Regions from separate parts of the Homo sapiens genome. Here region 1 is linked to region 2. Evidence: read pairs that join two places in POLR2A ChIA-PET (ENCODE). Cell type or tissue: HepG2. All regions are shown on one strand. Each heading gives the region's core, and the rest is flanking DNA. Links, peaks and the distances in the headings are about the cores only.

Region 1 (15,443 bases), core at 3,403-11,402, 200 kb before region 2:
TCATTGGTGTCCAGTGTATTTTTTTTTTGTAGTTTGTGGATGTTTGGTATGTTTCATAATCTAGCTTTTAACATAACAACAGATCATTCTTTTACCATCAGTCTTTCTAAATTAAATACCTTTGTGGGTTTTTTTTTTGTGGGGGGAAGGGGGCGTTGGCTGCCTTGGAAAGAAGGAACAAGGAGGCGAGCCCAGAAAGGGTTGTTCTGAAGCTGATAAGCAGAAAGTGACAGCTGTCAGAAAGGAATCCACAGAATAAGCAGTGAACAGTCTGGGGCCATTTCCTGCCAGGTTAAACAGTATCTTTCCTCCTCTGGACAACCCCCTCCACCTCCTCCAGCCTTTTCAATGTAACCACAGTCATCAAATATTGTAAACTTAGTTTAATACTAAACTGAGTTTAGTGTTTGCTTACTAAAGGAACGGCATACACTTTAGCAGCAAGTTTCCTGTCCAAATTGGTTAAAACCCATCTATTTTAATGGTTTTTGCATTTAAAAAGATGAGGTTCCTTTAGTTGGAAATTCCCTTAGGTGGAGCAAGACCCTCTTGATGATAAAGCATCACCCTACAAATACAATACTTAGGGAGCATTGCATGTTTCTAAATAGCAAACTGAATGGAAACTTTCTATGCTATCTTCTGGGCTGTCAGGTACTAGGGAGGTGGAAGGATCCTTATTTCCTTATGTTTCATTAAAAAAACAGAACAACAAAAAAAAACCCAACAAAACCTAGACTCCAGAGGACAGGGCTCAGATCAGTGGGTTCTTTACAGAAGGGAATATTTCAGCCCAACATGAGGTAGAACAATTTAGCATCTGGAGCTTTCCAATAGCAGAGTAAGCTGCCTTGGAAGGTGGCTCTCTGTCTTTGGGAGAATTTCAGCAGAAGCCAGATGCAAGCCTATTAGGGATACTGTGGAAGGATTCTGAATAGAAAAAACGGTAGAGAATAGCTCTGATTATCCAACTATGTTCTGGAAGAGTCCTGGGGTTTCTTGGATATTCTTTTATAAATTTAATTTAATTTAATTTAATTTTAGGGACTGGGTTTTACTCCATCACACAGGCTGGAGTATAGCGGATCGATCATAGCTCACTTCAACCTTAAACTTCTGGGCTCAAACAATCCTTGTGCCTCTGCCTCCAAAAGTGCAAGGATTATAGGCATGAGCTACCGCACCCTGCCATTTCTTGGATATTCTTGAGGGGCTGGGTTGTTGAGGAAAAGGGAGAGAAATGCTAAGGTATAGAATTCTAACCTCCATCCCTATGTCAATCAATCAACTCATAATAACCAATGCATACCAAATGCTTACTGCACTACATAAAGAATTTACAAGTTCCAGGGAGAGATGCCCAAACTATGAGAGACAAGTGGCTGTGACCAATTAGCTACTGTCATTCCATAGCACTGGGGGAGCCTGTTCTCTTGCAAATCAAACTGTCTTGTCCTAGAGCAAGCAGCCCAACCAGTGGCTCTGAAATGGCGCTCTGCCCCTCACATCTTGGCTCCTTGATGAAGAATTACATCCCTGACTGGATGTCCTTATTTTTATTTTGGCAGCAAGGCAAACCAAATAGCCTCTTCTTCCTACCCTGAATTTCCGAATCAGTGGGGATACTGGGGATTGTTTGACTTAGAGCAAATGTGACACCCTCTCACATGCTTTACAGACAGATTTCTCAGAGACTCTACAGGTTCCCTTCTCTGCTACGTCTTTTTACCAGAGTTGCTAATAAAACCTAAAGCCTATGTGTGGAACAGTGGATTATGATCACATGGGTCAGGCATTGGGGTCTGTGAAGAAACTCATCCCAAGGCACACTGTGTTCCTGGTGCCAAGTCCTTCTTTTTTGGCCTTCAATTGTTCATAAAACCCCATGGCAATGGTGTCATGTACCCATTTCTCAGATGGTAAACCCAAGGCTCAGAGCATTTAGGTGACTTCTCTGAGGTCATGTGTCTATTAAATGAGCGATTCAGATTACCAGAGAGCTCATACTCTTGTTGTCATTATCAATTTCCCAGTGAAAAAGTTAAAATAATGCAAAAATTAACTTGTGCAGCTCTTTCTTTTCTTTCTTTCTCTCTCTCTTTCTCTTCTTATCTTTTTTTTTTTTTTTTGACGGAGTCTTGCTCTTGTTGCCCAGGCTGGAGTGCAATGGCATGATTTCGGCTCACTGCATCCTCTGCCTCCCAGGTTCAAGCGATTCTCCTGTCTCAGCCTCCCGAGTACCTGGGATTACAGACATGTGCCACCATGCCCAGCTACTTTTTGTACTTTTAGTAGAGACGGGGTTTCGCCATGTTAGCCAGGCTGGTCTTGAACTCCTGACCTCAGGTGATCTGCCCGCCTCGGCCTCCCAAAGTGCTGGGATTACCGGCGTGAGCCACCGCACCTGGCCTGTGCAGCCATTTTTATAGTTCTCACACTGACTTCATTTGACTCTCAACTCCCAGCAGGTCCTCGAGTGATCATGCTTGTGTTGGCTCCTGGTCTCCAGTGCTCATGTTGCTCCCTCCCACCCACCAAGTTTACCCTTCAGACTCCTTCACTCCTACTTATTCAACCTTTAAATCTCACCTCCTCCAGGAAGTCTTCCTCGATGCACCTTCTCTCCCTAGTTGTGTAAAATGCCCTTCCCGTGTGCTCTCAAAGCACTACCACTATTTTGGCACTAACCGCACTACTTAATAATCCTCTGCTTGTCTGTAACCCTCACTCAACAGTGACTGCAAGAGCCGAGCTTTAATCTGCAATGCTGCCTGCTAGAACACTAGCCCTGTGTCTGGCGACTACCTGAATTATCAGCTGGGTGGATGATATGGTTTGGCTGTGTCCCCACCCAAATCTCATCTTGAATTGTAGCTCCCATAATTGCTACATGTTGTGGGAGGGACACAGTGGGAGTTAACTGAATCATGGGGGCAGGTTCCCCCTATACTGGTCTCATGATAGTGAATAAGTCTCATGAGATCTGATGGTTTTATAAGGGGAAACCCCTTTCACTTGGTTCTCATTCTCTCTCTTGCCTGCCACTGTGTAAGACGTCCCTTGCTCTTCCGCCATGATTGTGAGGCCTCCCCAGCCATGTGGAACTGTGAGTCAATTAAACCTCTTTCCTTTATAAATTACCCAGTCTCAGGTATGTCTTTATCAGCAGCGTGAAAATGGACTAATACAGTGGATGAAAGGAGTCTTAAGTCACTTAGACACTGCCATCAGAGCCTGCTCCCATCTAGGATCTCAAGTCCAAAGAAGAGGTTCCTGACTTGGTTTCTTTCAGACTCACCACCATCTGTGCACTTATCACAGCTCTAATGACCTCTTCCCACAGAGCTGGGAGCATAGGCTTTGGGCTGGATCCAAGATCATACCCTTTCCCTCTGGTTGTGTCTGCAGATAACACTTGACGCGCTGCGGAAGACCAGGTGGTAAACTCCCTACAGAGCTGTGGTTCAGGAGTGCAATGTTTACAGACTCTCTCTTTGCCCCAGCTCCAGCCCCAGCCCCAGCCCCAGCCAGCAGAGGAACAGGGCTGGAGCAGTGTACAGGAACCTGCTTGTCTTGACTTATGAGTGCTAGCTGCACCTACTCTCATGTTCTTAGTACCCACAAAACAATCCATCTGCTCTCTCCATTCCCACCGCAACTGTCCTAGAGATCAGAGCCCCATCCATCATGTTTTTGCCTGGGATGGGGCAATGTCCTTTTTTTTTTTTGGACGGAGTCTCACTCTGTCACCCAGGCTGGAGTGCAGTGGCGTGATCTCGGCTCACTGCAAGCTCTGCCTCCCGGGTTCATGCCATTCTCCTGCCTCAGCCTCCTGAGTAGCTGGGACTACAGGCGCCCACTACAGGCGCCCACCACCAAGCTCGGCTATTTTTTTGTATTTTTAGAGAGACAGGGTTTCACCGTGTTAGCCAGGATGGTCTCGATCTCCTGACCTCATGATCCGCCCACCTCAGCCTCCCAAAATGCTGGGATTACAGGCGTGAGCCACTGTGCTGGGCCGGGGCAATGTCCTTTAAGTGGTCCCTCCAGTTTTGTCTTTTTCATTTCATCCTCTACCTTGAGTGATTTTTCTCTAATATAAATCTGCCCATCACCAAAACCCTTCAGTGGCTCCTCACTGCCCTGAGGAGAAACTCCAAGCTTCTCAGCACAGTCAGGGCGCCTCCTGGTCAGCTTTGTTCCTAGCCATGCCCCCAACATGCCTGTGCTCTGGTACATGAACTTCCAGCATGTTCTCTTTTAACAGTTCACTTCTTCATCTGCTCTTCCCTTTACTTGGTGGTAATTCATTCTTACTTCTTAAATTTACTTAGTACATTCACTCAATAAATATTTATTAGGTGCTTATTATGTGCTTGGTTCTATCCTATGTTAGGACGGAGAACCTCAGAGGTGAACAGTACAAAGTCTTTAAGAGTCTTATGTTTTGGTATTACATTTATGAAAAAATGTAGGAAACGAACATATGAACCAGGTAATTGTAAACAGGAGTAGATGCTCTGACAAAAAGAAAACAGGGGCTGGGTGCAGTGGCTCATGCCTGTAATCCCAGCACTTTGGGAGGCTGAGGTGGGTGGATCACCTGAGGTCAGGAGTTCGAGACCAGCCTGGCCGACACAGCGAAAACCTGTCTCTACTAAAAATACAAAAAAAGTTAGCCGGGTATGGTGGCAGGCACCTCTGATTCCAGCTACTTGGGAGGCTGAGCCAAGAAGAATTGCTTGAATCTGGGAGGGAGAGGTTGCCATGAGCCGAGATCGCGGCACTGCACTCCAGCTGGGGCGACAGTGCGAGATTCCGTCTCAAAAAAAAAGCCAGGCGCGGTGGCTCATGCCTGTAATCCCAGCACTTTGGGAGGCCGAGGCAGGTGGATCATGAAAGGTGATCATGATCAAGACCATCCTGGCCAACATGGTGAAACCCTGTGTCTACTAAAAATACAAAAATTAGCTGGGCATGGTGGTGTGCACCTGTAGCCCTGGCTACTCAGGAAGCTGAAGCAGAATTGCTTGAACCGGAGAGGCGGAGGTTACAGTGAGCTGAGATCGCGCCACTGCACTCTAGCCTGGCGACAGAGCAAGACTCTGTCTCAAAAAAAAAAAAACAAAAAAAAAAAACACCAAACAAAAAGAAACAGGGCATGTCATAGACAGTGACTTAATGGATTACTTTGTGTGGGGGTAGGGGATTGCAAAGTTTCTGTGATGTCACAGCTGAGACATTTAAACACAGAGGGTCAGGGTGTTCCCGCCAGTGGGAATAGCAAGCACGAAAGCCCTATGGTGAGCCCAGAATGTAGAAAGCACAGAAAGGAGGTGGATGTGGCCCATGCATAGTGGTCAAGGGAGAGAGGGGAGAGAGACTGGGATGACAGCCATGGTGACTGCTTAGAGCAGGCTGCTTTCTCATTCATGGGCCTCCTGGGCCCAGACGGCCCTTCCTGTTGGCATCTCTAAGAGCTGTTAAGCTTCAGGCCACTTACATACAGGGGTGGGCTCAGTCTCTAAGTTCAACCCCCGTGAGCTACACGGCTCCTGGCAGATGGCCAGCATTCACGCATTCTTCCTGAGCAAATAAGTATGGTCACGGATTCCGAGAAAGACCACCGACGACTTCTTCACCTCGCCGATCCCCCCAGGGGAAGGAGATGGTAGGAAAAGCTGGTGAGTCACTCATAAAAGGAGTCTCATTTCTTATAACACTGAGCAGCAGCATGGCATGGGAATGCACTGATACAAATGATTAACTGACGGCTTCATCCTGCAAGGCTTTTTATGGGAGCCTTCTCCATGGAGGGGGGAAATAAACGAGGTAGGAGAACAGTTTCCATTTAACGTTTGCAAAAATGTGCCGAATGGGCACTCAAATCTTGATGATGATACATACTGATGTGAGCAAAGAGAACTGAAGGAAAAACTGAAAGAACAGTGTTTGTTGAGCCTCTAAGTGCTTCCCAGAATCTGAAAGAGTTCCAGTGCTTAATGGTTTTCTTTCCTTTATCACTAGATGCGAAGGAGGGCAGATGCTGAGAAGGCCTCTAGGGTGATGGGGAGAAGGGCCAGAGCCAGTGGCGATCCACTGTGACTTGGGGACCCAGTCACAGAGAGCAGGGGCGCACTGTGACCAGGGTCATCCTGATAAAAGGCCAGGCGAGTACATGCCTCTGGTCCTTCCACAGGTGCCCTTCCCTGCCATTGGGAGCCTAAAAGAATTCTCACTACATCCAAAATAACTATAAAAAATAACTATAAAAACAGCAGCAACAACAATAAATCAAAATTCTGAATCTGAAATCCAACATACAACCTCCTACCAATCTGGCTCCTGCCTACCTGAGCCCTCCCTCCCCACTAGCTCCTAGGCACACTGGCCATCCTTCTGTTCCACACCCCGAACCTGTCCTGCCTCAGGGCCTTTGCACCAGCTACTTCCTCTACCTGGAACGTGCTCCCTTTGCTCTTCTCTGGGAGGCTCATTCATGTCATTTAGGTTTCAGACTAAACGTCACCTCCTCATAGAAATCCTTAAACCAGTGGAGCTGCTCACTAATATATTGCTATGTAGCAGTTGCCACTGGCTGATCATTGTTTTCTGCGAGTTTAGTTATTAACTGTGTCTCCTCCACCAGAATATAAACATCATGAGATCAGGAACCAAAGTCCTTTTTCATCTACGAATACTTAGTGTGCAGAATAAGTAGAAGGTCCTCAGTAAATGTTTGCTGCCTAAAGGAATGAACCAGGTACTTCTGTGTCTAATACTAAGGGTCAAGGAAAGAGCAGAGTGCAAATATTGACTATGCATGTAACACAGGGCCAACACCAAGCTAGGTGCTTTGCATGCAACTTTTCAGCTACTGTCAAAACATCCCATGTAAGTTTGTTGTTATTGTTGTTGTTTTTGAGAGAGTCTCACTTTGTTGCCCAGGCTTGAGTGTAGTGGCATGATCTCGGCTCACTGTAACCTCCGCCTCCCGGGTTCAAGCAATTCTCCTACCTCAGCCTCCCGAGTAGCTGGGATTATAGGTGCCTGCCACCATGCCTGGTAATTTTTGTATTTTTAGTAGAGATGGGGTTTCACCATGTTAGCCAGGCTTGTCTTAAACTCCTGACCTCAAGTGATCCGCCTGCCTCAGCCTCCTAAAGTGCTGAGATTACAGGTGTGAGCCACCGCGCCTGGCCCCACAAAAGTTTTTATTCTCCATTTGACAGTTGAAGAAAATGAAGCACAGAGGTTGAGTCACTTATCTGAGATCACACAGGTAGTAACTGGAAGGAATTAAAGCCAAACCCAGGTCAGCCTGACTCCCCATGCCCTGCTTTTTCTGTTAAAGTGCCTCTTCTCTATATCCTAAGAAACTCACAACCAGTCTCAACGTTGCTCCTTGTTTCCTGTGGGGCCATGGGCAACCTGCCTAATCTCTCTGTGCCTCAACTTACTCAACTCTAAAAAGTCGGTTCTGGCCGGGCGCGGTGGCTCACACCTGTAATTCCAGCACTTTGGGAGGCCAAGGCAGGCGGATCACGAGGTCAGGAGATCGAGACCATCCTGGCTAACACGGTGAAACCCCATCTCTACTAAAAATACAAAAAATTAGCCGGGTGTGGTGGTGCATGCCTGTAATCCCAATTACTTGGGAGGCTGAGGCGGGAGAATCGCTTGAACCCGGGAGGCAGAGGTTGCAGTGAGCCAAGATCACGCCACTGCACTCCAGCCTGGGTGACAGAGTGAAACTCTGTCAAAAAAAAAAAAAAAAGTGGGTTTCTATGAACATCAAATGAGATACAGCATATGAACAAATTATAAGTGGTGAAGAGACAGAGAAACAGGAATAGCTATAGTAGACTGTAGCTATGGCGGTGACTTAGTACCTACCTAACACTGTCTTCACCCATGCTCACCCTAAAGGAGCCAGTTACTTGTGAAAAGCTCTTTTTGTGTTTCCCCATGCACTGACTACACTGAATCCAGGGTCTCCCATGTGGGTATCATGTCCACAAAAACATTGGTGTTTCCTGGCTATGAGAGACACTTGATCTTTCCTTTCACTGGTGGTTTTGTTCATTCTGTTTCCTCTGCTTGGAAACTCACTTCTGACTTCACCTCGTCTGGACCAAACATACCCTGTCTGCATCCACAATGATGAGCATGCAAAGGACCCGCTGATGTACCTCTCTCCCCGACTAGATGGTGGACCCTGGGCACCGATGGCGTTGTGTTCACCTAGGTCCTGCCATGAGCCTGACATAGAGCCTGGCATGGGGGAGGTCCTTGATGGATGAGCAGAGAAGCCGCCCCTTCCCTGCCCAGCCTTGCGAGCCACTTACGTTTTCACTGTTGACATCAGCCTCACTGGGGCAGCCAAACAGTTCCCGCCTCAGAAGATTGCCGTCATACTCCAGGAAGGTCAGGTAGAGGTTGCGAAAAAACTCCACATGCTTGTTCTTCACCCGGAGCTTCTTGGGGGAGTTCCAGTGAATGACCTGGCAGGGAGATAAGGAAGTGGTCAGGTATGGCAGGGGTGGGGTGGGGATCCCTCACACCTGTAGGAAGCCATGGCTCAGCACTGGGCTAAGCATTATTTGAGGGTCTGCTCATTCGCTCATTCAACATTTTGGCAGAGTGGTTAAGGGTAGGGGCTCGGGGGCCAGGTCACCTGGGATCAAACCCTGCCTCTGCTCTAGGTAGTCCTTTAATCTCACACAAGTGACTGAATCTCTGTGCCTCAGTTTCCTCATCTGTGAAATGGGAATAATCTGTGCCAGTTATTACATTGTCATCTCTCAGCCCTAAGATGTGATGCTTAGGCCACGACTCTACAAACCCTAATTCTGCTTGGCCACCTGCTGCCTGTAGGTGCCACCCAGAGGGAGCATGACTGGGACATGAAGGGTCTGGAAGGGGAGAAAGGCGCTTGCTCCTCCTGTTGCTTCCTGTCCCTGTGGGCATCACCCTAGTCCCATTTTTTCAGCCCAGCAGTGGCACCTCCTTCCTTTAGCAGCAGCTACATCCATTCTGCAGTTTTTCCCACACTCAGAACACGCTTCGCTGTCCCTACTTCTCGGCCCAGTGATGCTGCCTCTGGAATCGGTTGGTGATGCCATCCTAGAGGTCTGGGTCCTGGCCCCAGGTTTTAATCATTCCTACCTCCTCCTCCTATTTCTTCAGCTCTAGGGTAGTGCTTCCTGTACCAAGTGAACACTTTATGCCTTATAACTATTTTTAAAGATTAAATTCTCTGTTCAAATAATTGCTGTGGTTTCTGCCTCCAGCTAGGACGTTGAATGATACACTGTCTCATAAAGCTTTTTTGAAAAATAAACAAGTTCATGCCTATAAAGCATGTAAATAATGCCTAGCACATGGTAAGTGCTCAGTAGATGCTGGTTCTGACTACTGAGTGCCTAGAGTATAGAGGGCTGGGAAGCAGCCAGAGACATAGGACACTGGGTCCCTCCCTTGGCACACTCATGGTCAGTTGGGGAAAAGTGTCCACAAACAGGTAATTTGAATGTGATAATGGAGAGACGATCAAGAATAAATGAGAGGCCGGGTGCGGTGGCTCATGCCTGTAATGCCAGCACTTTGGGAGGCTGAGGTGGGCAGATCACCTGAGGTCAGGAGTTCAAGACCAGCCTGGCCAACATGGTGAAACCCTGTCTCCACCAAAAATATAAAAATTAGCTGGGCGTGGTGGCAGGTGCTTGTAATCCCAGCTACTCAGGAGGCTGAGGCAAGAGAATCACCTGAACCCAGGAGGTGGAGGTTGCGGTGGGCCGAGATTGCACCACTGCACTCCAGCCTGGGCAACAAAGCGAGACTCCGTCTCAAAAAATAAAAAAAAAAAAAAAAAAAGAAGAAGAAGAAATGAGAGCTGAAGAATGATCAGAGAAGCATCAAAGAAGAAGATGCTTGTGCTGGAGCTTGAGGGAGACAGGGCCTGGGACAGAGGGAAGATGTGTTGTGTTGGGGTGGGGTGGCTCATTTGGAGCATGAGAACTCAAGTGCTCTAGCTGGAGCACAAGGGGCGGAAAGATATGGGGTCTTTCCGCACAAGGGGCGGAAAAATGTTGGTAGTGGCGTCGTGGGGTCATGCCCTGGACCTGAGAGGCCCATGGTCAGCACTCAGACTGTAGGTACTGCAGATTTTCAGCAGGAGGAACATCCGTAACTCTAGGTTTCAGAAAGATCACTCTATTCATAATGAAGAAGATGCAAGTCGCAGGATGGGAGATGCAAAACTAGAGCCTAGGATGATGGTTAAGAGTCCGCTGTAACTTCCAGCCGAGACAGAAGGCCTTGTAGACAGTTTGATTGGAGAGACAAGATATGCACAAGAAAAAAAAATCTGGGAAAAGCAATAAAATATTTATAAAATATTTATTTGTTTATGACATGGTCATAACAAAGTGCACTCTTGGCTCACTGCAGCCTTGACCTCCTGGGCTCAGGTGATCCTCCCACCTCAGCCCTCTGAATAGCTGGGACCAGGCACATGCCACTATGCACAGCTAAGTTTTTGTATTTTGTAGAGATGGGGTTTTGCCATGTTGCCCAGGCTGGTCTCAAACTCCTGGGCTCAAGTGATCCTCCCACCTTGGCCTCCCAAAGTTCTGGGATTACAGGTGTGAGCTACCACGCCTGGCCTAGAATATTTAATAGTACTAAAATTTATTCTAAGAAAGCACCTTAATTTATTATTAATATCTGGTGGCATTCATTGTTAGTATTAAAAATGATTCATTATTACTATAGAATAACCATGATCAGCAAGACATAATTTGTATTAGTTTATTTAATACGCACAACAGGCCTATGGGGCAGCATGATTATTAACTCCATTTTACAGATGGGGAAGTAGAGGCACAGAAAGACTCTGTAATTTGCCTGTGGTCACAGAAAAGTAGGCTTGGAACCTCTGAAGCCTGGTTCCAGAGTCCACCTGCTTAACTACTCACTGGGCTTGCACTGTGTCTGAGATCAGCACACAGGGACCCAGGAGACTGATGGCTGGGCCAATCAGATGGCCTCTCACAGTTGAGCCACATAAGCTGAACCCTGAATGATGGGTGGAGGCAGAGGGTCCAAGGGGACAGGTTGAGTCCAGGTGAGGGAAATCACACACCATCAAAAACAGCTAAGCCAGGGAAAGACCCCATGAGGACTGCACTGTGAGGTGGCCCTGGTCATATATGATCATATTCTCAATGCTCCTTGGCAGACACCAAGGCAAGGCTCAGCCCAGTGCAACGGCATGAATACCTGAGCACAGTCCCCAGAGAACCCTCCATGGGACACCTGTGACGGGAAAGGGAAGCCTGTACTGAGTGGCCACTGCTCATGCCCTTGACTGGGAGCCTTCTCCTGGGGGGCTCACCCATGGGTTGAACACTTCACCAGCAGTTTTACATTCATTGGCTTCTTTTAGTCCTCACAATGACCCTAGCAAGGCATGCAATCGTAAAGGGGAAGAAACAGTGAAGAAGTGACTTGCCTATGGCCACCTTGCTGGTAAACATGGGAGCTAGGCTTCAAACACAAGCATGTCTGATTCCCAAGCCCACATTCTTTCCTATACACTGTGGAGGACAGAAGCCAAGCTTTTAAAACATTCTGTTTCATGCTTTGTCTGATTATAGAGGAAATGAAATAGCTTTTCCCTCAATAGCCCCCTACTACCTTTACTCTCTCCTCCTGTGGGGGTTGAACAGTATATCAAATGTAATGGACTATCTCCCATTCCCCCACAAAATTCACATGTGGAAAGCCTAATCGCCAAGGTGATGACATTAGGAGGTGGGATCTTCGAGAAGTCATTAGGTCACAAGGGAAGAACCCTCGTGAGTGGATTAGCGCCCTTAGAAAAGACACCCCAAAGTGCTCCCTTGCTTGCTTCCACCATGTGAAGACAGATGGAAAAGGTGCTGACTATGAACCGAAAGGCATGCCCTCACCAGACACCAAATCTGCCAGCGCCCTAACCTTGGACTTCCCAGCCTCCAGAAACTGAGAAATAAACATCAAGCAGCCAGACTGGACTACGACACTGAGGGAAGGAACTGGGTATCCACAGCTCAGTCACTTCTTGTTTCCCTCCTTTGGTTGGGTTCCATCTATGAGAGTCTGCAGCAGGGTCCAGAGCCTGCCATCTGAAGAGAGGACTGGAAGACCCAGCTCCCTCTGTCCTCTATTTTGGCAATGTGCAATAGCAATACCCATTGAAGTTGGCTGGATAAATACTGCTCTAGAAGACCAGTTTTCTCTCTCATGGCACAGTGAATTATGGGGAAACCTATTTGGTCCAAACCACATCCCCACGAACTCCCATAACCAACAACGAATGATACAGTAGCCAGAGTAAGAACTATGAACCTCAGACCAGCCGAGGTCTGAATTCCAGCTATGCTCTTTACTTAGCTGTGTGTGTCCTTGAACAACTCGTTTCTCTTCTTGGAACCTGTTTCCTCAAGTGCAAGGTGGGGATCAGCAAGTAGGTAAGAGGGTTAAACAAATGCCTAGCTCAGTGCTTCCATGTTAGAGTGGTTCCATAAGTGTGGGTTTCCTACCCTCTCAAAGATGGGGCAGGGAAGGAGTTCTGCCCTCCTTTCTCCTTCCTGCCGCCATCAGTCAGAAAGCAAGCACTCCGCATTCAGGAGAGTAGAGACGGCTGGCAGGGATGAAACTATTCGATGAGGCTTACATTTCAGGGACGTATGAGTGTGCAATATGTGCTTTTCTTCTTGTGCCTTTTGAAGGGTAGGAGAGGGAAGACTCTCCCCTGAGAACACATTTGATCTGGGCATAAGATCCTGGGCCATGCATTAAAATAATTGCATGTGGGCTGGTGTCACTCACACCCAGTGGGGGGATCGTGTCGTCTTTGCGAATGATTCCGGTGCTTGCCAAGTGCTGAGCCAGCAGGAAGGTTGATGGATGTGGATCTGACTGAGGAAATGTTAAGCTTCTTCAACAGGGAGAAACTTAAACTAAGTGAAAAGAAGGGCTGGCCTATGGACCCCGCAAACAAAGCTTAATGGATTGTGCACAAATCTGCCAGGTACTTAAGAGACATGGTCTCATTAAATCCTCCAAACAAGCCCATTTGAATCCCACTGTCCACTTTATGGAGATGGTATGTGACTTGCCTGTATCTCACAGCTGGTAAGTTGCAGTGCTGAGACTGGAAGTCAACTCTGAAGCCCAAACCTGAGGTTCTTAACTACTATTATATCTAGTCCTAAAGGGCTGAGCATTTTACAGATGAGGAGAGTGAAATTTACAGAGAAATGAGTCTGCCCAACATCACATGGTGAGTCTGTGCCAAGTCAGGGTTGGGACTAGGACCCAGGTCTCCTGGTGCCCCACAACCCACCGCAAGCCGTCTGTTAGCTCATCAAGCCTCATCCCGCTCTGCATCTGTCTAGTTTGTGTATTCACTACAGGCAAGTGCTGGTGTTACATAAGAAGGAAGATGGGGGAGTGGATGGCGAGGTCTTAGGCAAGCAAAGGCGGTTCTGAAGAGTGCTTTCCCATCCAGCTCCCTCTGATCGGCAAGCCCATCCAAAAATCTGTTAAGGTATATTCAGGTTTACATTTTGCACCTGAGTTTTTAATCATCAGGACATAGAATACTCCATTACCTTGTGCTAGGATCTAAATAAATAATATTTAGTTTGGTACAAAAAGTACTTGCGGTTTTCGCCATTAAAAATTGCAAAAACTGCAATTACTTTTGCACCAACCTAAATAGCTACCATGTATTCAATACCCATTATATGCTAGACATTAGGCTGGTGTTTTTTGTTTGTTTGTTTGTTTGTTGTTTTAGAGACAGGGTCTATGCTGTATCACCCAGGCTGGAGTACAGTGGTGCAATCTGGGCTCACTGCAGCCTCAATCTCCCAGACTCAAGTGATCCTTCCCCTGAGTGGCTGGGACTACAGGCACACACCACCATGTCCAGCTAATTTTGTTTATTTTTTGTAGAGCTTAGGTCTCACTATGTTGTCCAGGCTGGTCTCAAACTCCTAAACTGAAGTGAGCCTCCTGCCTCAGCCTCCCAAACGGCTAGGATTACAGCACTTTGAGCATCTGCATCCGGCCAGGCCAGGGTTTTTTATGTATGTATGTATCCATATATATATATGATATTAAATACATAATACCTATTATTTACTTCTCTACATTGAATGTGATCATGGGATTATAGAGGAAACAAAATAGCTCTCACGTTTCCTCAGTAGCCCCCTACTGTCCTTACTCTCTCCTGCAGGGGTTGAATAGCTTAGTAGATGTAATGGACTGTCTCCCACTCTCCCTCAAAATTCATGAATGTGATTGTGGGATCACATTCAATCAAAACAACCTGGTATGGTGATTTCTATTATTATCTTCATTTTACAGAGGATGAGTCTGAGCCTCAGACTAGCCCAGGGTCACTAAGTGAGTACATGCTCAAGCTTAAAACAAAATCAGATCTGTCTTGCTCAGTATATTAGTCAGGGTTCTCTAGAGGGACGGAACTAATAGGGTAGATATATAAAGGAGTTTATTAAGTCTTAACTTACACGATCACAAGGTCCCACAATAGGCTGTCTGCAAGCTGAGGAGCAAAGAGAGCCAGTCCAAGTCCCAAAACTGAGTCTGATGTTTGAGGGCAGGAAGCATCCAGCACGGGAGAAAGAGGTGGGCTGGGAGGCTAGGCCAGTCTCTCCTTTTCACATTTTTCTGCCTGCTTTATATTTGCTGGCAGCTGATTAGATGTTGCCCACCAGATTAAGGGTGGATTTGCCTTCTCCAGCCCACTGACTCAAATGTTAATCTCTTTTGGCAATACCCTCACAGACACACCTGGGATCAATACTCTGTATCCTTCAATCCAATCAAGTTGACACTCAGTTTTAACCATCACACTCAGAAATGATTTTCTTTCTATTATATCTCATTTATTTATTCAACAGATAGTAAGATGAGCACTGATTTTGTGCCAGACACTGATCTGGGGGCTGTGAATGCAGAGATACACACAAGAGACCATACTCTCTTCCTGAAACTTACAACTTAGATAGAGAGGAAGGTATCACAAAACTGTCCATTTTAAACTACAAGTATGATAACGTGCATTTAAAGAGGCTGTTGGTGATTTTTCCTGGGAAGGGCGCATTAAGTGGAAAGAAACCAAGACCCAGAGTCGGAAAGTGACTTACCGAGAGTCACACAGCAGAGGTAGAAGTAGAGGCCAGCTTCTGTCTCCTGGGCCACTGCTCTTTCCACTAAACCACATCTCTCACTCTGAAAATCTGACTCAGGATCTGTGTTGCTGATATATATATATATTTTTATCAGTGCTTGTCTGACTACTAAGAAATGTTACGTCTTGGTCCCTTGAGGGAAAGAATCACCCATCATTGTTGGCTTGGGGG
Region 2 (15,443 bases), core at 2,578-10,577:
ACTGTTTCCTATCCATTTCTTTATTTTTTTTTTCATTTTGTCAAAACTAACCTGACTTTTTTATTAGAGCTTTTCCTCCAATGTTTACTGACTCTTCATAATGCGGATGAGTGAGGCATTAAAAGTAGGTGGGCAGCTTTGAGTGTGTGGGTGGGCTTCTTGACTGCAGGCCTTCACTAAAGAGGGATGAAGTCAGCCGGGCGTGGTGGCTCACGCCTGTAATCCCAGCACTTTGGGAGGCCGAGGCAGGCGGATCACGAGGTCAGGAGATCGAGACCATCCTGGCCAGCACGGTGAAACCCTGTCTCTACTAAAAATACAAAAAATTAGCCGGGCGTGGTGGTGGGCACCTGTAGTCCCAGCTACTCGGGAGGCTGAGGCAGGAGAATGGTGTGAACCCAGGAGGCGGAGCTTGCAGTGAGCGGAGAACACGCCACTGCACTCCAACCTGGGCGACAGAGCAAGACTCTGTCTCAAAAACAAACAGACAAAAAAAAAAAGAGGGATGAAGTCACTCACTGACTTCTACTGCATCCACGAGTGAGGGTCCAGTCAAGAAACCCCAGCTAGCGGAACCTTCATAAAGAGCTGCTAGCCAGGCATGGGAAATGTAAGAGCAAAGGGGGAATGCTGACCTGTCACACAAATGGCGACTGCAAGTGTCAACTGCAATCCTAGGGCTGGGGTAACACAGAAAGAGTGTGGATTATTAGAATTTGGAGCCCCACAGTGCTGGGACCCAGGCCTCCGAGGCGGGGCTGCCCCAGTGCTGGTTCTGGGTTTGGGGAGAGGATGGACTACAACTAGAATCAACAACACAACCAGGTGAGGTTGCAATGCTGGGCTGATTTTTACAAAAAACAGGAAGCAGACAGGCAGGAGCAAGTCTCTTCTTCCCCTCTGGACTCAGTCTTCCCATGGCGCTCCATCTGTAAAACCCCCAAAAGATACTGGCAGTGCTGAAATGCAGAGTCCCATCCCCACCATCTCAGAGCAGGGTCCAGTAGGGTGGGTTGAAGCCGAGAGTAATAACTTAATACGACTTTACATGAGCACTTGGCATATCCCAAGCATCATTATCACAATCTTGGGCTGGGCTGTTTCCCCAAAGAGGAATCATACAATCTCTTGTCTGGAGGACAGAAAACTGGCCTCAAGCCTTCTGACTTCTGAGTAGAGGAGGGGCTGAGGGGCCTCCCCCGTCAGGGCGTACGCCTTCTGTTCATCTCCTTGGTTTCACTCCAGCACCCTGCTGCAACCCTATCTGTGCACAATGAAGTGCGTGTGTCCGGAGCCACGCTGATGCTGTGGGTCCAAGAGAAAACCTCCAGCAGGCCAGGCGCGGTGGCTCATGCCTGTAATCCCAGCACTTTGGGAGGCCGAGGTGGGTGGATCTCCGGAGGTCAGGAGTTTGAGATCAGCCCGGCCAACATGGCAAAACCTGTCTCTACTAAAAATACGAAAATTTGCTGGATGTGGTGGCAGGCGCCTGTAATCCCAGCTACTTGGGAGGCTGAGACAGGAGAATCGCTTGAACCCGGGAGGTGGAGGAAGCAGTGAGCTGAGATCGCACTACTGTACTCCAACCTGGGTGATGAGAGTAAAACTCCAAAAACAAAAGAAAAAAAAAAAGAAAAAAAATGCAGCAATATGCAGGGACCAAAGAGGAATATCTCCCTGGCTGTATAAACTGGAGAAGAGGTAGGGGTTCTAACTATTTCTTATACAAACTATTGACCAACCCCCTCATAGGGCTGGGGATCCATTCCATGTGGCATTTGGGAATACCTGGAACCTCTCACGGCTGAGCCCTGTCTGGGATCAGCAAAGTCAATCAGCCCACTCCTTGCCTTGTTGCCCGGTGGGATCGCTGATCTGTGATGTCGGTTCCCCCGTCCCATCTGTATTTTCACTCCTGAAATTTGCCGGCAACCCTTGTCTGTATTCTCCTCTTCCAGTACCTTAGTCCTTGTGAACTACGCCTTCTTTTATTCCTTTCCTGCCATCTTGGTGGACTTTGAGAGACCATGGAAATGAGCTCATGTGTTCAAGTTGCCATGTTTTATAATTCGCATGAAACAAAAAAGTCCGCATGGTCACTTAAAACACATGTGCAAGCCCACTTTGTCCTCTGGGCCATCCTCTTGCAACATCTGCAGGGCATTACAATACGGCACTCTGAACAAGGGAAAGCCAAAATAATTTGGGTCATTTTGTTTGGAAAGAGAAGGCTGGAGAACAAATTAATGGTAGAGACGAGACTATTTGAGGACAATCTGCAGCTGTTCTCTTGCTCTGAGAACAGAACGAAAGGGCATGAGCAGAAAAGTGCAACATGAAGGATTTTAAGTAGATATGAAAAATCATCTCTCATGAAGATTACTGTGGTGGTCACATTGGCCTCCCTTCCTGTAATCTCTCTCTACAAATGGCCTTCTGTATGTTTCATGATTTGGGATCTCCAAATACAACAGAGCACGCATTTAATCAGTTATCAATTAATTACAGAAGGCTTAACGTGCTGAGCACCCTGCTATGCACTGAGGAGAGAGTGATAAACCAGACAGATAAGGCACTTTCCACTCCACACTTGTAGCTTTGCCAGAAACAAAGACAAGTCAACAAGCATTTTCAATAAAACATAATTATCTCTCCTGTTTCATCTTTATCTACTTTCATGAATAAATTTGGCCTTATGATGCGTCACAGAGTGGGCTAAGGCCCATGTTTCAGGACACGTACACCGTCCTTACCAGAAGGAGGTTTACCCGATGAGGCTGCCACGTCAGGCATGATGACTCCCATCTATCCCCGTTTTCACACATGAGGAAACTGAGGCTTACAGAGGTGGAATAAAGTTGAAAGGCCATTTATTTTATTTATTTATTTACTTATTTTTTGAGACAGAGTTTCACTCTTGTTGCCCAGGCCGGAGTGCGATGGTGCAATCTCAGCTCACTACAACCTCTGCCTCCCGGGTTCAAGCGATTTTCCTGCCTCAGCCTCCTGAGTAGCTAGGATTACAGGCATGCGCCACCACGCCTGGCTAATTTTGTATTTTTAGTAGAGATGGGGTTTCACCATGCTGGTCAGGCTGGTCTCAGACTCCTGACCTCAGGTTATCTGCCTGCCTCGGCCTCCCAAAGGGCTGGGATTACAGGCGTGAGCCACCGCGCCCAGTGAAAGGCCATTTAAAGAAGTGTGTCAGTTTTCCTATTCCTTCTGTACCACATTTCACTACAAATGACGTGGCTTGAAATCACACGTTTGTTCTCTGACAGTTCTGGAGGTCAGAAAGCCTGAAATCAGTCTTAGCAGGTTAAAGTCAAGATGTTGGCAGGGCTGGTTCCCTGCGGAGGCTCTGGGGAGAATTCGATTCCCTGCTGTTTCCAGCTTCCAGTGGCTGTCTGTATTCCTTGGCTTGTGGCCCTTAACTCCATCTTCCAAGTACATCACTCCAATCTCTGCTTCTATCATTATATCGCTTCTTCTCTCTGCAGCCAAATCTTCCTCCACCTCCCTCTTCCAAGAACACTCATTCTATTTGGGGGTCACCTGTATAGTCCAGGATACTCCCTCCATCTCAAGACCATTAACTTAATCGCTTATGTAAAGTCCCTTTTGCTATACAGGGTTTATTTGTTTATTTGTTTTTTTAAGACGGAGGCTTGTCTGTCACCCAGGCTGGAGTGCAATGGCGCAGTCTCGGTTCATTCCAACCTCCACCTCCTGGGTTCAAGCAAGTCTCCTCCCTCAGCCTCCCAAGTAGCCGGGACTACAGGCACATGCCACCATGCCCAGCAAAATTTTTTTTTGGATTTTTTAGTAGAGACAGGGTTTCACTATACTGGCCAGGCTGGTCTCAAACTCCTGACCTCGTGATCCACCCGCCTCGGCCTCCCAAAGTGCTGGGATTACGGGCGTGAGCCACCATGCCTGGCCCTATACAGGGTACTTTTTTACAGGTTCTAGTGCATGGATTAGGCTGAGGATGTCTTTGGGGGCCATTATCCAGCCTATCACAGGTAGAAAGAGGAGGACCTGCGATTCCAACCTAAGTCCTATGTCTCTGAGGCAGAGTGCCCAACCCCTTGCAGGCCTGCTTCCGGTGAACTCTCAGCTTTATCCACATCCACAGGTCATGGTGCCTCAAACAGCTCCTGCAGGATCATGCCTCCATGCCTTTTCCAAGGTGCTGTTTTTGCCTGGAATTCCCTGCTATTTGGACCCTCACAAACTGCTGCCTAGTCTTCAAAGCCCAGCTCTAGTGCTTCCCCTCAACCTCACCTACCCCAAGTGGAAGTAACTCTCCTTCAACTATGCCTGCACCATGCTTTTGGAAACTCTCTGCACAAGCAATGGCCATATTACTTTGTAGTTATTTTTGCTTTTTTCTTCCCCTTCTCCATTTACACAGGATTTCCTTCAGAGCAAGAATCACTTCTCTTTCTTGCGCATTCTTTAGTGTCTTCTGTGTCCAACATTACCTGGCACATAGTAGGCATATTTCCATACATATTTCTGAGCTGAATTGAAGCTAGTTAAAAAATGAATAGCATTACGAAGGTACATTGTGCAATCTTCCCTGAAGGTTAATGAAAAACGAAAATGGAGCCACATTTTTTATTTTGTTTCCCCATCAATTTACTGAGCCCAGTGTTGAGCCTTACTAGATGCTTGGAATACAGAGATAAATAAAACAGGGCACCTGCCTGGGAAGTAAGGAAAATGAGATGTAAGGCTCCCCCCACCACGTGGCAGCCACCATGCTTGGCACGGCCACACAAAGTAACTCAATGAAGGGGAAGGCCACTGGAGGACAAGGAAGCCGTCTACAAGAGATTACTCACTGCCCCTTCCAGCAAATGGGTTCTAGAAAATGAGCTTCTGATCTCCTCTCTGATTGCTGGCAAGTTTGCTGAATTTCAGAATGCTTAATACAGAGTTAAAAGGCATTTTAGGATATCTTCCAGTCCAGTGTTTTTGAAACTAGGGTTTGTAACACATTTGAAGGTTGTGAAAATAATTCAGTGGATCTGAGCAAGCATTTTAAAAATTAAAATACATTAAATAGATTAGAAAAGAAATATAAAAATTCACTGAACATAGTAAGGTCAAGTATTGTTTTACGAAAATATTGTTTTAATTGCTCATCTGCATATATGTGTGTATATATGCCTGTATAAACATACATACACACATATGTCTTTTGGATTGTGATGAAAAATGTATTTCTGACTGTAGGATACAATCAAAAAAGTGTGAAAAGTATGGTTGGCCCTACATCTGCACTTCATAGATTCTTTGTCAAAATTTTCTGATTAAAAGAAAAAAAAAAAGGCAAGTCCTGGTAACAGAATCCTGCCAGCTCTTTTAATAAAAGAACTGGTAAATAAATTCCCCATGCCCATGGGCATCCGCACTTCACACTCATCTTATCACCAACCCTGAGGACTGGATGTTCTTTTATTAAAGGAGCCAGTGGGATTCCACATAGGCCCAATGGGGTAAATAACTTGCTCAAACATATCCTGTTCTATTAGCTAGGCTGGCTTGACAAACTTATGTGGAAAGTTCCTTAAATAGCCTACAATGCAATTTCCTTTAGATTGTCACAATCAAGATCAGAATATCTAGAAATGATCTAATTAAATCCTCCAAACTTTTTTTTTTTTTTTTGAGACAGGGTCTCGCTCCACTACCTATACTGGAGTGCAGTGACACGATCACAGCTCACTGCAGCCTCAAATTTTCCAGGTTCAGGTGATCCTCCCACCTCAGCCTACCAAGTAGCTGGGACCACACCCACCTGGCTAATTTTTGTATTTTTTTGTAGAGAAGAGGTCTTGCTATGTTGCCCAGGCTGGTCTCAAATTCCTAGGCTCAAATGATCCACCTGCCTTGCCCTCCCAAAGCGCTGGGATTACAGGTGTGAGCCACTGCACCCGGCCCTCTAATCTCTTAAGATGTGTAGTAATAAGACAAAATATGGGCTTTGAAGTTCTTCTGACCCGGGATAAAATTCCCAGCTCTACTGACCATGTGACCTCAGATGCCTGTGGGGGCTCAGGTCCTTCATCTGCACCACTGGCAGTGGCCTGGTGCACGGGGGCCAGTCCCTTTTACCCTGTGGAGGCCTGCAAAAAATAGGAGCTTGGTGTACATTAACAGCTCCTGCCTTCTACTCCCCTTCTCTTTCTATGAATATTTGCAGAGAAGTTAAAAAGTAACCACATTGCCAACTACACTAATGAGTCAAGGAGAAGGACTGCTGAGAAAATGGCATTTCTCCTCCTTCGACAAAAACAACAGAGCCATGTGAACCTCCATTCTGTGACTGGGGCGCCAAGAGGCCGGGCCTTGCCAAGTCCCCCCCTGTGCTGTTTGCTAGTGAAGAGTTTGGAGTTGACTAAGTGCCAACCTCAGCTCGGCTGTGTGTGCTTGATCCTATGACCAGCCCAGCCCTGACCTTTTCTGGTATTTATGATGTTGGATTGGATTTTGATCACTGTTTGAGCTCTTGACACAAAATAAACAGGATGACCCTTTTCCCTGGGAGGGACAAGTGCCAGGATTTTAATCCCGTCTCCAAACACTCCTCCCAAACAGTACCCTGCCCCACTGCCCCCATGGCAAAACAACCAAGACACAGTGTCTCTTTTGTTGCAGTAGCCAGCAGATCCTGGGATAGCAACCTTAGGGCAGTGAATCTCAACCCTGGCCACACTTCAGCATTATGTAGGGAGCTTTCAAAAATACGGCAGGCCACTGCCCATACCAGAGGTTCTGACTTGGCTGATATGGGGTAGACCTGGGCATCATTATTCTTCACGTGCTCCCCAGATGATTATAACTTAAAGGCAGTGTTGACAACAACTGCACTCAGAGAAGAGAAGGTGCCCAGTTTTCCTATAAAGTATGGCAGACGGGCACAGCGGCTCACACCAGTAATCCCAGCACTTTGAGAGGCGGAGGTAGGCGGATTGCTTGAGCACAGGAGTTCAAGACCAGCTTGGGCAACGTGGCAAAACCCCATCTCTATTAAAAAAAAATATAAAAATTAGCCAGGTGTGGTGGTGCACACCTGTAGTTACAGCTACTCATGGTGGCTGGGGTGGTGGGTTGCGGGGGGGGGGGGGCGGGGGGCGGGTTGCAGGGGGAGAATCACCCAAGCCCAAGAGATTGAGGCTGTAGTGAGCCGTGATTGTGCCACTGCACTCCAGCCTGGGCTATAGAGCAAGACCCTGTCTCAAAAAAAGTGGGGGAAAAAAAGAAAAAAAAAAAAAAAGAAAATATGGCAGGGAGAGGTTAATTGGATCACCAAGATTACGGAGCCGGGGCTGGGACTTGAACACAGGGCAAGCCGACTTTTTGACTTTTATGTTTTAGCATAACAAAGAAAAATGGTTGTGATGCAAAGTTAAGACGAAAAAGACTGGTATACAAACAGGATTATATTATGATCCCAATTTTATAAAAGAATCCATCCTATATGCACAGAAAAGCATCTGAAATATTAACAATAGCTGACTGTAGGTAGTAGAAATATACACAATTGAGTTTCATTCTTTACCTTTGTGCTGATACGGACATGCATTGTTTTATTCATGACACACATGTATAAAGTGGATCAGTCTGGAGAACCTTAATGATGCCTCCAGCAGAGCAATCCATTCTTGAAAAGGTCTAGTCAATTCTTGTTTTTTCCTTCACTATTACAATGAGGCCCAGAGGGTCTTTTTGTGCTGACTGCCCTCATCCTGTCTGGAGTCATCGTCTTACTGTTCTACAAGGAAAACACATTTTCTTTCCAAAAATTAAAAAAAAAAAAAAAAGGCAGTGCTGATGTCATGGGATATCAGGGTATCTCTAAAATCTTAAGTCAAGGAAACAAACATTTGGGGTTGAGCCCCTACTGTACGTGTCTATGAGAAACATTAAGAGCTATTCAAGGCTGGGTGCAGTGGCTCATGTCTATAATCCCAGCACTTTGGAAGGCTGAGGCGGGTGGATCACCTGAGGTCAAGAGTTGGAGAACAGCCTGGCCAACATGGTGAAACCCCATCTCTACTAAAATACAAAAATTAGCTGGGTGTGGTGGCGGCTGCCTGGAATCCCAGCTACTCAGGAGGCTGAGGCAGGAGAAACCCTTGAACCAAGGAGGTAGAGGTTGCATTGAGCCGAGATCGCACCACTGCACTCCAGCCTGAGCAACAAGAGCAAAACTCTGTCTCAAAAAAAAAAAAAAAAAAAAAGAATAAAAGCCCACTTCCATTGTAACTGCTACCAGATCTGTCTCCAGAGATATAGACTACAATCTAGCATGATTTGGAAGCCAAATGTTATGTTTTGAGATTCTCCCTGGGCTGAGCCAGCAGGTCACTGTTCATTAGTTGAACTCTCATGGGAACCCTGTTTGGGGCAGATTTCGTCATTCTTCCTCACTCTGTGTCTCCATTCCTGCCTTGGACAGTGTTTCATGCCGGATATAAACTCAGTGACTCAAGTCCCCTTGGTGACTTCAGGGTCCCTCTTATTTGCTCCTTTAAAGGAACAGAAGGGAGAAAAATATATCGTAGAATCCAAAGAGCCCAGAGGCCAGAGACCTAATTTTGTTTATTCAATAACTAATATTTTAGTATCTAGTAGGCTTGGATAGGTATATAGAACCTTGAAGGCACAGCCAGCAGGACTTACTGGAAGATAAATGTAGGGTATGAGGACAAGAGAGGTACCAAAGATGCCCGCTTTTATATGGTTCTGGCTTTGCCCCTGACAGTGTGAATTTGCATCAGATCCATAGACCTGAAAGAGACACTGGGCCCACCTACTCAAATCCATTTATTTTACTAATCATTCATGCTTTCTATAGTCACTCAGTGAAGCACTTACTGAACAGATAGCTTAGGATCAGAAAGGTAGAGGGACTCGCCTACAGCTAGTAAAGATGAAACACAGACTTCTGTCCAAGCGAAGTTCTCTTGAAATTGCATCATCCAAGTCAAAGACCTTAGAACCTTCTTGACCTTTGCAACAAAAGGCACTGAGCTAACTCATGACCTCTAAGATCCCTTCCAGTCCTTCTTTCCTACATGTGTGCATGTAAGTAAAGCTACAAAATGCTCTGTTTCCCGCTGCTTCTGTACAAGACTGGAAAGAAAATTTATCTTTCGACACATCCCTTTCCACTTTGACACTAATTTATTTTTTAATTGATCTCCCAGTAAGGCACACACCTAATTGGCTTGAATGGTGACACAGTTAATTAGGCCAAAAAAGAAAAAAAGAAAAAAAAAAAGGCCCAGGATGGTGAGCCCAAGTAGTACTACTTAATAAGAGCGGTGGCCAATTTCTCAGTGAAGAGGAATTTGTAAAAGGGAAGATCAAAGAGATAATTCAGCTTGGTCAGAATTTTAATTTAGGTCACTTTCATGGATAAATAGGCTGCAGATACCACCTTTTCCATCTAAACAGATTAATCCTCTAAACGGCTACAGAAAACTCATCCACGCATCAAAAGTTTACAAATGCCTATGATAAGCTGGGTACTATGCTAGGCTATGGGGGTAAAGGCCCTGTCAATAAGGAGGCTCTGACAATTTAAGAAGGGAAACAATGATGGTAGTAAGTGGAAAAGAAGTCAGAAGAAAACATTTTATTTACTTAGCATGGGTTCTGTCAGCCAGCATGCTTCTTAAGGTCGCAAGTGACAGAGACTTTACTGAGACTTAAGCAGTTTTTAAAAAGAGAAATTTTGCTTCAGGCATGGCTGGAACTAGAGACTCCAACACAATGTAATCTAAAATCTGTCTTCTCTTTTCAAGCTCTCAGATCTGTTTGCCCTCTCAGACAAACTGACTGTCTAGGAAAGAGGTAACACGGCAGGCTTGACACTGCTGTCCTTAGAACGATGAACTGCTTGCAAGACTGGCCCTTGGCTGGCATCTGAGAACTGGGGTTTTGGGAAGCTTCCTGCTATTCTCTAAGAGCTCACTGTGTCTAAACTGTGCAAACAAAATGGTTTACCATAAACACCTGCTTTCCTTCTGGGAGTCTAGAATTTTGGTATGTCCTAGAGAATGTCCACATAACCAGCCCCCAATAAAAATCCTGGGTGCTGAGTCTCTCATGAGATTCCCTTTTGGGCAACATTTCATGTGTGTTGTCACAACGTATTGTTGGGGGAATTGGCATGTCCTGCGTGACTCCACTGGGGGAGGACTCTTGAAGTTTGAGCCTGGTTTCCTCTGGACTTCACCCCATGAGCCTTTTTCCTTTGTGGATTCTGCCTTATATCTTTTTGCTGTAATAAATCATATCTGTGAGTATGACATACACTGAGTCTTGTGAGTCCTCCTAGCAAACCAGTGAATTTAGGGGTGGTCTTGGAAACTCCTGGCGGTGTCAAAATGACAAATGGTGGTTCCAGCTTTGCCTCATCACAGTTTAGCAAATAGAGTGGAAAGAGTACCTTTCTACCAGGTGCGGTGGCTCACGCCTGTAATCCCAGCACTTTGGGAGGCTGAGGCGGGCAGATCCCCTGAGGTAAGGAGTTTGAGACCTGCCTGGCCAACATGGTGAAACTCCATCTCTACTAAAATTACAAAAATTAGCTGGGTGTAGTGGTACGCCTGTAATCCCAGCTACTTGGGAGGCTGAAGGAGAATCACTTGAACCCTGGAGGTGGAGGTTGCAGTGAGCTGAGATCACACCGCTGCAGTCCAGCCTGGGCAAACAGAGCAAGACCCTGTCTCAAAACAACAACCACAACAACAACAACAACAACGAGTACCTTTCCCAACAGCACTAGCAAAAAGCCTTGGCGTAATGCTTACTAGTTCTGATTGGTTCAGCTTGGGTCACAAATCTGCCCTAAACCAATCCCTATAGCCAGGGAGATGTCTGTGGTCTTGCAGCTGGCCAGGACTGAGTCATGTCCTTATCCCTTCAGCCAGGGATGAGATCAACACCCCTCAAACACACTAAAAACCAACTGAAACAAGCAAGGAGAGATATGGTGTTCAACAGAAAAACAGTCATTCTGCTGATGTTACTGGAAGGAAGAAACGTATGCTGAGCAGGCAGAACACCACAACTACCACAGTAGAACACAAACACAGTATATCATGAGGAAGCACGTGTTATAGTGAAACATCAAAACCACAACAACAAAAAGAAAAATCACAGACATAGAAGAGACGAATTCATTCTCTCACTCTAAATCTGCGCTTCCTTTTGTATTCCCTACTTAATCTGCAAACTGGGAAAGTAGGTCATGTACAAATCTTTTTTCTTTTGTACTACACCTGACCAGAACACCTATGTCTTTCCTTTTCTTTTTTTTTTTTTTTTTTTAGAGACAGGGTCTCATTCTGTTGCCTAGGCTGGAGGGCAGTGGTATGATCTCAGCTCACTGCAGCCGCAGCCTCCTGTGTTCAACTCAGCCTCCCAAGTAGCTGGGACTACAGGTGTGCACCACTACACCCAGCTAACACACACACACACACACACACACACACACAATTTCTTCTGAGTTGGAGTCTCGCTCTGTTGCCCAGGCTGGAGTGCAGTGGCACGATCTCAGCTCACTGCAACCTCCACCTCCTGGGTTCAAGAGATTCTCCTGCCTCAGCCTTCCAAGTAGCTGGGACTACAGGCACATACCACCATGCCTGGCTAATTGTATTTTTTGCAGATATGGGGTTTTGCCATGTTGGCCAGGCTGGTCTCGAACTTCTTACCTCAAGTGATCTGTCTGCCTCGGCTTCCCAAAGTGCTAGGATTACAGGCATGAGCCCCTGCGCCCAGCCAACACCCAGCTAATTTTTATATGTTTGTATGGACAGGGTTTCGCCATGTTGCCCAGGCTGGTTTCGAACTCCTGAGCTCAAGGGATCCACCAGCCTTGGCCTCCCGACGTGCTTGGATTACAGGCGTGAGCCATGGCAGGTGCCCTGGACACCCATTTTAACCCTTTAATAGCATTTGATTCTGCTGTTGTGCTCAACCTCTGCCTTAGTTCAGGCCATGATCATTCCTTACATGAATTATTGACATGGCTTCCTAATTGGATGCTCGGTTTTGGTTCCTCCAAACCATTTCTCTGACAAGCGCACACTCACCTTTCTACACTGAGGACTGATTAGTATGACCTGGTCAGTCTTCTCCTTATGAGACTGTCAGTGGATTTTCAGTGCCTTCCAGAAAAGGCCAAACTCCTTGGCATGGCACAGCACGCTAAATCCTTCATGACCTAGCTCCTACCTACTTTTCGATCTGCCATCACCTTCCCAAACCCTCCGATCTCACCAACCACCTGATTCCTTAGGGAATGCAACTGACATAGGGAACACACCACGCTTTATCATGCCTTCCTGCCTTTGGTCCATTCTGTGCCTTTTGTTTGGAATGGCCTATTTGTTCCCCTTTTCCCAGGTGGAGATCTCCAGCCAATCAACAAGGACCGATTTCTCTTAGGTTATGGGGGATGTCTTTCCCAGGTTCCGAAATTAATGACTGTCTCCATGGCAACACCATTATGTTTGGCACATGCCCCCTTTTCTCTCACCATAGTCCTTTATCTTTGACTGCCCTTCGGAATTCTCAGAACAGGACCTCCATGAAGGCAGGTGAACCATCTTATCCATTCTTTTTTTAAATTTTTTATTTTTTTTGAGACACAGTCTCACTCTGTCACCCAGGCGGGAGTGCAATGGTGCAATCTCAGCTCACTGCAACCTATGCCTCCTGTGTTCAAGAAATTCTCAGCCTCAGCCTCCCAAGTAGCTGGGACTACAGGTGCATGCCACCATATCTGACTAATTTTTGTATTTTTAGTAGAGATGGGGTTTCACAACGGTGGCCAGGCTGGTCTCAAACTCCTGACCTCAGGTTATCCGCCCACCTTGGCCTCCCAAAGTGCTGGGATTACAGGCGTGAACCACCGCACCTGGCCCATCTTATCCATTCTTACAAACTCGGTACTGATTTAGAGATTGATGAGGAACAGTGCTTCAAAACCTGTGGAATAAATCAACTCGTAATAGTGGAGATGGTTGTAATCTTGGCTCTGCCACTTGCCAGTTAGAAGATTTTAGTATTTAGTATTATTTAACCTTTTTAAGCATTTTTTTTTCTCTTCTAAGATGTGGACTGAACTGTTATATGCCAGGTCTTTTGTGAAGATGAAAGAAGCTAATGTATGTATGTATGATACCTAAACTGTATGTACAGCAGTCCCTAACCTTTTTGGCACTAGTGACCAGTTTCACGGAAGACAATTTTCCATGAAGGGTGGTGGGGGGGAGGGTAGGATGGTTTGGGGATGAAACTGTTCCACCTTAGATATCAGATAATCAGGCATTAGCTCGATTTTCATAAGGTGCATGCAACCTAGATCCCTCGCATGCGCAGTTCACAACAGGGTTTGCGCTACTATGGGAATCTAATCCCAGCGCTGATCTGACAGGAGGTGAAGGTCAGGCTGTAATGCTTGCTCGCCTGGTTCCTAACAGGACACAGACCACACCGGTCTGGCGCCCAGGGTTTGGGAACCCCTGGTCTAGACCATACCAGGCTTCTTAAAAGCACGTTCTCATGGCTCACGCCTGTAATCCCAGCACTTTAGGAGGACGAGGCAGGTGGATCATGAGGTCAAGAGTTCAAGATCAGCCTGACCAACATGGTGAAACCCCATCTCTACTTTAAAAAAAAAAATTAGCTGGGCATGGTGGCATGTACCTGTAATTCCAGCTACTCAGGAGGCTGAGGCAGGAGAATTGCTTGAATCCGGGAGGTGGAGGTTGCAGTCAGCTGAAACTGTGCCACTGCACTCCAGCCTGGACGACAGAGTGAGACTCCATCTCAAAAAAAAAAAAAAAAAAAAAAAAAAAAAAGCAGGTTCTCTAAAAAAATGTACCATATTAATAATAAGGGGAACAGGCTATAGGGTATATCAGAACTCTCTGTATTGTCTTCATAATTTTTCTGTAATCTAAAACTGTTGCCATAAAAAAGTTATTTTTAATAAAGAAAATAAAGAGTCCATCACTGCCGACCAACCCTACCCCACCCCCCAACTCCCAATATAAGGCAGATGTTTCAAGGACTCTTACATGGTTTGGGTTCTGTGTCCCCACCCAAATCTCATGTTCAGTTGTGATCCCCAGCGTTGGAGGTAGGGCCTACTGGGAAGTGAATGGTTCACTGGGGTGGATCCTTCACAAATGGCTTACCACCATCCCTTGGTATTCTGGTGATAGAGTTCTCATGAGATCTGGTTTTTTAAAAAATGTGTGGCACCTTCCCCTACGCTCTTTTGCTTTTGCTTCTGCCATGTAAGATGCCTGCCCCCGCTCTGCCTTCTGCCATGACTGTAAGCTCCTTGAGGCCTCCCAAGAAACAGATACTGCCATGTTTCCTGTACAGCCTGCAGAACTGTGAGCCAATTAAATCTCTTTTCATATAAATTACCCAGTCTCAGGCATTCCGTTTTTTTTTTCTTGAAATGGACTTTTCACTCTTGTTGTCCAGGCTGGAGTGCAATGGCTCAATCTCTGCTCACTGCAATCTCCACCTCCCGGGTACAGGCGATTCCCCTGCCTTAGCCTCCCGAGTAGCTGGGATTTCAGGCATGTGCCACCACACCTGGCTAATTTTGTATTTTTAGGAGAGATAGGGTTTCTCCATGTTGGTCAGGCTGGTCTCAAACTCCCAACCTCAGGTGATCCGCCTGTCTCAGCCTCCCAATGTGCTGGGATTATAGGCACGAGCCATCATACCCGGCTCAGGTATTTCTTTACAGCAGTGTGAGAACAGACTAATACAGGCTCCCTTTGTTATTTATATTGTAGTATACAATGTCTCAAAAATAAAATTTAAAAAGAGGATTATTGGCTGGATTTGGGTAATCTTCTCTTTTATCTCATAAGAATTTGTGCTACCATGGGATATGACCTGTGGTCATTTTTGACATCTAAGCAGTAACGAAGAGAAGCCTAAAATCCACATGCCTTCTTTGTCCCTAAAATTCATCAGGAGGCAAATAAGAAAATAAAAGCCAGACCTTCCTTTTCTGATGGAGGTGGTTATTAATGAAAAAAGTATCCCTTTGCTTCTAGGGAAGCTGGTAATTTCCACCAGGACCTACTCTGGTTGACAGTGTTCCTTTAAAAGGCCCCTCCATTCATTTCAATAAGGACCCTCCATTCATCTCAATAAGGACCCTGCATACATACCTCTGCCTGCTGCATCCTTCCACATGGGCAAGCCCAGTGCATGGTGCAGAGAAGAGACCAGCATATTTGTCTTCATTGACAGGCCACATATGTCTTTGTCATATATTAGATGCTTCTAATAATCTATGTATATGCATTTAGGAGGAAAAAAAAGTTGTGTCTTCTTGATAGTCATAGAATGGCATACACTGGTTCCTCTCTTCACGG

Evidence for each region. Peaks named below come from ENCODE experiments on the same cell type or tissue, not always from the same donor. Only the 100,000 strongest peaks of a DNase experiment are listed, where the experiment ranks them.
Region 1: POLR2A ChIA-PET joins it to region 2 with 27 read pairs; 2 of 35 experiments call an interaction of 5 or more read pairs at or near these places.

What each region holds. Positions count from the first base shown.
Region 1 is chr22:33,329,298-33,344,740 of GRCh38, forward strand. It overlaps LARGE1 (LARGE xylosyl- and glucuronyltransferase 1), which reads right to left. Exons shown (of 15, transcript NM_133642.5): 10 at 8,349-8,504. Among named protein-coding and RNA genes, the nearest start is that of MIR4764, 100 kb to the right of the region's middle. In HepG2, for the core only: no CTCF peak of the experiment used is centred there; a DNase peak (open chromatin) is centred at 6,694.
Region 2 is chr22:33,533,929-33,549,371 of GRCh38, forward strand. All of the region lies in intron 6 of LARGE1 (LARGE xylosyl- and glucuronyltransferase 1), which reads right to left. Among named protein-coding and RNA genes, the nearest start is that of MIR4764, 100 kb to the left of the region's middle. RefSeq lists a silencer at 10,862-11,062. In HepG2, for the core only: no CTCF peak of the experiment used is centred there; DNase peaks (open chromatin) are centred at 6,403 and 8,433.